Regions from separate parts of the Homo sapiens genome. Here region 2 is linked to region 1. Evidence: read pairs that join two places in POLR2A ChIA-PET (ENCODE). Cell type or tissue: OCI-LY7. All regions are shown on one strand.

Evidence for each region. Peaks named below come from ENCODE experiments on the same cell type or tissue, not always from the same donor. Only the 100,000 strongest peaks of a DNase experiment are listed, where the experiment ranks them.
Region 2: POLR2A ChIA-PET joins it to region 1 with 7 read pairs; 5 of 35 experiments call an interaction of 5 or more read pairs at or near these places.

What each region holds. Positions count from the first base shown.
Region 1 is chr2:39,463,096-39,467,095 of GRCh38, forward strand. All of the region lies in intron 3 of MAP4K3-DT (MAP4K3 divergent transcript), which reads left to right. Among named protein-coding and RNA genes, the nearest start is that of MAP4K3-DT, 28 kb to the left of the region's middle. In OCI-LY7, no CTCF peak of the experiment used is centred here; no DNase peak of the experiment used is centred here.
Region 2 is chr2:39,407,178-39,411,177 of GRCh38, forward strand. The region is part of intron 1 of MAP4K3 (mitogen-activated protein kinase kinase kinase kinase 3); the gene reads right to left. Among named protein-coding and RNA genes, the nearest start is that of MAP4K3, 28 kb to the right of the region's middle. RefSeq lists an enhancer at 1,689-1,838. In OCI-LY7, no CTCF peak of the experiment used is centred here; no DNase peak of the experiment used is centred here; H3K27ac peaks cover 486 bases.

The sequences.
Region 1 (4,000 bases):
GGCGGAGGTTGTTGGGAGCCAAGATTGTGCTATTGCACTCTAGCCTGGGCAACAAGAGTGAAATTCCATCTCAAAAAAAAAAAAAAAAAAAAAAAAAGCTGGACAGTTGATCACCTTACTCAAAATGTAACAACTTAAAACAGTAAGCATTTGTTATCTCAGTTTCTCTAGATTAGAAATCCAGAAGGAGCTTAACTGGATGTTTCTGGCTCAAGGTCTCTCATGAAGTTGCAGTCAACACATTAGCTGGGGCTGCAGCCATCTGAAGCTTGACCTGGGCTGGGGACCTGCTTCCAAGCTCACTCATGTGATGCTGACAAGAGGCCACAATGTCTTGCTATGTGAGTCTCTCATTGTGTGCCCTCATAATGTGGCAACTGGCTTTCCCCATAAGCAAGTGATAGAGACAGAGAAAGGAAAGAGAATTTGCCTTATGTAATAATATCTCATAAATGGAAAGGGAGAAAAACTAAGGACTCAGATAGATGTTCTAGTGTCTTTTAAAATTTTTGTAAGTTTATTTTATTTATTTATTTTTTGGAGACCGGGTCTTGCTCTGTTACGCAGGCTGGAGGGCAGAGACGAGAAAAGGGGTCCCAGAACCTCTGGGGCTCAAGCGATCCTCCCACCTCAGCCTCCTGAGTAGCTGAGCTGGAACTAGAGAGGTGTGTGCCAACACTTCTGGCTTTTTTTTTTTTTTTTTTTTTTTGGTAGAGGCAAGGGTCTCACTATGTTGCTCAGAACTCCTGGCCTCAGGCAGTCCTCCTGCCTTGGCCCCCTAAAGTGTTGGGATTACAGGCATGACCCACCATCCACCATGCCCTGCTCATGTCTTTTAAAACCTAATCTTGCCATCACTCCTGTCATATTTTACTGGTCACACACTTCACCTCTGGTACAATTTGAACGGGAACTACACAAGGGTCTTCATGCTAATGTGTGAATATAAGGAAACCAGATCATTGAGCATTCCTGGAACCTCACTTCTACAAACTGTAATCCTAACTTTTTTTTTTTTTTTTTTTTGAGATGGAGTCTCACTCTGTTGCCCAGGCTGGAGTGCAGTGGCATGATCTTGGCTCACTGCAACCTCTGCCTCCCAGGTTCAAGTGATTCCCCTGCCTCAGCCTCCTGAGTAACTGGGATTACAGGCATGTGCCACCACGCCTGGCTAATTTTTGTATTTTTTGGTAGAGCTGGGGTTTCACCATGTTGGTCAGGCTGGTCTTGAACTCCTGACCTCAGGTGACTCGCCTGCCTCAGCCTCCCAAAGTGCTGGGATTACAGGCATGAGCCACTTTGCCCAGTCTCCATTTTACTGATTTTTAAATTAAAACATCCTCATTATAGAATGCATGGACAATTCAAGAGTATAATAGAGACGCATGTTACAATGAACACCTTTGAACATAAATTTTACTCCTATCTCTGATTAGATTTCTAGTTGTGCAATTATTAGGGCACATGGCTTACACATCTTGAGACTTGTTCCATATTGCCAAAATGCTTTTCTGATACTTGCAGTGTATCAGATGCCCATTTTGCCATACCCTTGCTAGCCTCCAGTATTATTTTTAGTAACTCTGCCAATTTCTAGGTGAAAAACTGTACCCCCTTGTTTTAGAGTGCTTTTTAATAGGAAAGTGGAACATTTTCTCATAGGTTTAGTGGACACCACTAATAAATAAGCATTTAACAGATTGTAAATCCTTTCCATATATATATATATATGTATATACGTATTTATTTAACATTTATTGAGTGCCTATTGTAAGAACAGGAAGTATCCCTGCTGCCAAAATACTCACAGTCAAGTGAGTGAGACTGACCAAAAAAAAAAAAAAAAGTTCAATATATTCTAATCTGAGGAAACATTTAAAAAGCAAAGTAAAGAAACAGTTTGGTTGCTAATTGAGACTTTAAGTACTTTTCCTGCACTGGAACATCAAGTAGAGAGGTGGGGAATGATGGAGTATTAAGAGAATAAGACTAGCTAAGTGAGATCAGATCTCATTGGCCTGTCCAGCTCTGTTAAGAAACTTAGGTCTAATCCCTGAAGGCAATGGGAAAGCAAGGAAGAGTTTTAAACACCCACAAGTGAAATGATCAGATTTGTGCTTTTGAAATCTCCTTCTGCTGAACTGTGGAGGAAAAGCGGAAGAGTGGTACTAATGGAAATAGGACAGCCAGATAGGAAACTGAAGCTGTAGTTCAGGAAAGAGACAAGGATGGCCTGACCTAGTGGAACAGAGAGAAGGATGTTGAGAAATGTTTTAGGTTTAAATGGCAGCCCTCATCCCAGCCTAAGCCTCTGGAAAAATAAAGCAATAAAACAAATGATTGGAAGACAGGCTCTAAAACATTTATTGCTGAAAAAAAAGCTAAGGTATAGGTCTTAGCTTAGTGTGAGAGCCAAATGAGATGCTAAATAAACCCCTTGATTAGGGTATGTGCCTCTGATGTGAATGTTGTGGTGTGCCACCTAGATTTGTTTTCCCAAATATACAATTTATTCCCCCTGCTGGGAGTGCTGCTTGCAGACACGTCCATCAACTAGTAGTCATCTTTAGGGATGGCCTTGTCTAAAGAGAGCCACTAGCCCAAAGTCATGCTCCCTGCCTGAGGTGGTCCATGTGTAATGACTGATCCAAGTAGAAAATGTAAAGTCTTGATCCCAATTTGAGACAATTTCGAAAGGCCATCCCAGCTTTGGTGCTCCCCAAAGTCCAGCTGAGGTCTGCATTGAGACTGAATCTCAGCTCAACTTCTCCCTTTGCCCAATCTTGCTCCCTTCCCTTCTTTTCCTGTTTCTACCCTTTCCGTTCTACCCTTCTCTTCTCATTCTTTCCCCTTCCTTCTCCTTTCCTTTCCTTAGGATCCACAAGGAAACACCTGTCCCTTGGGAAAAAGCGTCGATCCCAAGAGCATTCCCCAATAAAACCTCCTACACACTAATTTCCGTTTCAGAATCTACTTCCCAGGGAATCCAACCTGTGATGCCCCTTGAGAAAAACTATACCTGGAGGATTAGAATGTGTGTCCCCTGTGGCCAGCAGCCACGAGGAGGAAGGGTGGCAGAAACTAGCATGCCCAGTTTGTCCTTTCCAAATTTACAAATCATAGGTCATTCCACCTTCCCTGAGATAGAATGGTTAAGTATGTGGACATATGCCAGGATTTACACCACCTGTGTTTCTTCAATAAAGTGGGAAACATTGAGATAATATCCAGTGATATTAAGGAGCTAGATTCACTAGGAATAAATGTATTAGATATAGTTGAGGAAAAATAGCGCCAGTCAAGAATTACCGATGGGTCTTAGGTAACTGAGTAGGTGGTAGTGTCGTTTACCGAGATTAAAAAAACAAGCCTGGAGGGATCTATGAGTTTCATTTGAAATGCCTTTGGGATGTCAAAGCAACTTGTTCACTAGGCAATTAAAGATATAAATCTGGAGTCCAGGAACATGACCTAGAGAACTGATATGAATGTATATACATACCTATCAGCATACACCCAGTAATGACTGGTATCCCGCAAGGCCGACAGATATAACTTAGGGAACAGAAGTCAGTTAAAAAAAAAAAAAAGACCAACAGACTCTAATTAGTATTTTCAGAGATTTGAGGGGTATTACCTAACTAAAACAAGACAAAAGATGCTATGAAAAGAATTATCAGAAATACAAGGAAATCTTGGGAATGAGAATATGATTGGCAAAGTTAAAATTTCACTGGAAGGATTAGAAAACAGAGTTGAGGCTGGGCACAGTGGCTCACGCCTGTAATCCCAGCACTTTGGGAGGCCGAGATGGGTGGATCACCTGAGGTCAGGAGTTTGTGACCAGCCTGACCAATGTGGTGAAATCCCGTCTCTACTAAAAATACAAAAATTAGCCGGGCGTGGTGGCGTGTGCCTGTATTCCCAGCTACTCAGGAGGGTGAGACAGGAGAATTGCTTGGACCCGGGAGGCAGAGGTTGCAGTGAGCCAGGATCATGC
Region 2 (4,000 bases), 56 kb before region 1:
GATACAAACTCAGCAAACAGGAAATAAAGAGAACTGTGCCAATATAGCAAATAGCATATGAAAAAGACCTAAAGCTAACATCAAAGGAAATGGTGAAAGCCTAAATAGTATCTTCCTAAGAGCAGGAACAAGGGAAGAATGTCTGCTCTCACCACTTCTATTAACAACTTAAAGGAAAAAAAAAAAAAAGGATTTAAAGTTGAAGAATGCCAGTTGGAGAATGGTTTGATAATCTGAAGAAGTGGTTTGGCTTAAAAACGTCAAGAAAACAGAAGAAACAGCTACTGCCAACCAAGAGGCAGCAGAGGAGCTCCCAGACACCATTAAGAAAATCATTCAGGAGAAAGGTTATCTGCCTAAACAGGTTTGTTTGTTTGTTTTTGTTATTTTTGTTTTGTTTTTTATAGAGCGAGAGACAGGATCTCACTCTATTGCCCAGGCTGAAGTGCTGTGGCATGACCTTGGATCACTGCAGCCTCAACCTCCTGGGCTAAAGTGATCCTCTCATCTCAGCCTCCTGAGATGGAAACTGAGACCACAGGTGCATGCCACCACATACAGCTAATGCTCTTATTTTTTATAGACATGGGGTCTCACTATGTTGCCCAGGCTGGTCTCAAATTCCTGGGCTCACGTGACCCTCCCATCTCGGCCTCCCAAAGTGCTGGGAGTGCAGGTGTAGGCCACTGTGTCTAGCACTGAACAGGTTTTTTAATGCAGATGAAAGTGCCCTATTTTGGGAAAAAAATGCCACAAGATATTAGTAAAGAAGAGAAGCAAGCACAGGATTTATGGCAGGAAAGGATAGGCTAACTCCATCCACTGTTTTGTGCAGATGCAGTCAAGTTTATGATCAGGACTGCTCTTATCTACAAAGCTTTTAACCCTTGAGCCTTAAAGGGAAAAAATAAACACCAGCTGCCAGTCTTTTGGTTGTACAAAACAAAAACAAAAAGCAAAAAATAAAAAAAACCATCTAGATAACAAAACCCTTTTTCTGGATTGGTTCCTTCCATGCTTTGTCTGTAAAGTCAGGAAGTACCTTCTCAGTAAGGAACTGCCTTTTAAAGTTCCTTTGATATTAGACAATGCCCCTGGCCACCCAGATCCCAGGAGTTCAACACTGAAGATGTCAAAATAGTCTACTTGACCCAAGCACAATATCTCTAATTCAGCATCTAGATCAGGGGGTCATAAGGACCTTTAAGGGTCATTAGACACGATACTCTAGGGAAGGGACTGTCAATTCAATGGAAGAGAACACCAACAGAGAGAATGTCATGAATGTCTGGAAGAATTTCATCATTGAAGATATATTGCTGTTACAGAAAAAACCTTTAAAGCCATCAAGCCTGAAACAAAAAATTCCTGCTGGAGAAAACTATGCCCAGATGTTGCACATGACTTCACAGGATTTATGAGAGTCAGTCAAGGAAATCATGAAAGAGATTGCAGATATGGCAAAAAAAAAAAAAAGGTGGTGGGGGGTTGGGTGGGTGAAGGGTTTCGAGATATGGATCTTAGAGAAATTTAAGAGCTAACAGATACCAAACCAGAGGAATTAACAGAAGCAACTTGATGGAGATGAGTGCTTCTAAAGCAGTGCCAGACGATGAGGAAGAAGACAAAGAAGAAGCAGTGCCAGAAAGCAAAGTAACATCAGGCAATCTGGCAAATGGGTTTGATTCTCCAAGACTGCTTTGACTTCTTTTATGACAGGGATCCTCCCATGATACAGGCACTGAAACTAACAGTGGGAGGATTGGTACCATATAGAAACATTTTTAGAGAAATGAAAAAGCAAAAAAGCCAGACAGAAATTACAATGTATTTCTGTAAAGTTATACTGTGCCTGCCTCTTCTGTCTTTCCTTTCACTTCTGCCACCCTGACAGCAAAACCAACCCTTCCTCTTCCTCCTCAGCCTACTCAACATGAAGACAAGGATAGACACTTATGATGATCTACTTCCACTTAAGGAATAGTAAATATATTTTCTCTTCCTTATGATTTCTTCGCCTTTCCTTTTCTGTAGCTTACTATATTGTAAGAATATAATACACAATACATATAAGAAATACACGTTAATTAACTATTTATATTATCAGTAAGACCTCTGGTCAACAGTAGACTATTAGTGGTTAAGCTTTGGGGAAGTCAAAAAGTTATACATGGATTTTCCACTACATGGGGGGCTGGCTCCCCTAACCTCTCTGTTGTTCAAGGATCCACTCTAATATTGCTGAACTTCAATAAATGATCCACTTGGAAGCTGGCTGCAGTGGCACCAGCTTATAGTCCCAGCTACTCTAGAGGCTGAGGCAGGAGAATCATTTGAACCCAGAAGTTTGAGTCCAGCCTGGGCAACATTTAAAAACAAAACGACAACAACAAATCACTTAAAGCTAAACTAGATGTTTCAGCCAGTTTGTAAATTTCTCCAGAAAATATTGAGTATGCAGAGAACAGAAATCGGAAGAGAAAAATAAAGCATAGTAGATATTGAGATATACTCAGAGTTGAAAATAAACAAAAACAAGGTTAATTTAACAGTGTGAACAGAAATAGACTAAAAATAATTATCCATATTCTACATGGAATCTCTGTTTATGTTACAGTTGGTATAAATGCCTATTTACCTAGTACTATAATAAATGTAAAGACAGATCTCTAATTCACAGGCACTGAGATAAAGGACAATGTGGTTAAGCAATAACTGAAGACTCAATAGCACTTAAAGGGATAGTTTCTAAGTGCTAATTCCAATGATGGAATGAAAATAGCAGAAAGGTATTTCCATTGTTAAGGTACTTTGAAAAACTTCTTACCACAAACTGAAACATAAAATGCTACATATGATTATGCCCAACATTTGCTTTTTCAATATCCTTTACGTTTTTCTGACTACAGCGAAGAAGTAACTTTGGTTAATCTCTTTTTAGTTTCTACTTACACCTAGGTCTGGGTATGGTAGTTTGGGATTGTGGAGGAGGGAGCTGCTAATCTGTCATTTAAAGCAACAGCTGATTTCTAGTTCAGCAACAGGCCACTGCATCATCTACACATAAGAGGCAGCTGAACCCTTTATAGATTGGCAGGACATACCACAAATAGCCACAATCAAGAATTTGGAGTTCCCTGTATTCACGCAACATCCTGTACCCATGTCAATAATTAGACATAATTTTACAATCCTAGAAAATTAGAGCAATAAAATCATAACAAAGCAACTGGTAATATTATGAAGATCTTAGCATTTCTTGTAAAGCTTTCTATCTTTATAAATGTTGGTTCTTTGCTAATACATTATAATAACAAACTCTACTGAAAACCATTACAGTCACATGTCACTCTAACAGCCAAAAATCTTATTACATGATTTTGGAACACATACACAAGTGTGTGCAGAAAGCAGTATTTCTCTTCCACAGACAAATGGTAAATTATTTATCATGAAAATAATATTTAAAAGATCATTTTTAAAAAGGTCTTTGCATGGTGGAAGACTAAAACTAGTACTTTTCATAATATGAAGGATAACAACATTTCCAAGTTTTGAAAAGCTTTTCTAGCTCTTCAAAAATGTAATTTTCACTATAGCAATTAAACCAAAATGCACAGAATAGCCATTTTAGCTATACAAAAGGATATACGGTACAATGACATCAAAGGCACATATGTCATAGTTTTTGCTACTGATATCCTAGAATTGTTTTTGTATGTCATCTTTTCAAAGAAACATATCTTCACCATATAATCTACATTAGCATTAAATACACCTTTGAGAAACTGTTTAAAAGAACAAAATATTTTGATATCATTATGCCATTTTTTTTACTTAAGCTGGAGATAAATGAACAGAATCTATGTCTTTTTAAATACAGGACAGTAATTCAACAGTAATTTTTAAAAACAAAGTATACTCCATATAATTGTATGCCTTAAGTTTAAGTGAATTTCCTGTGAGGACTGGGAAATGGATATTTACATCAGAGAAATGT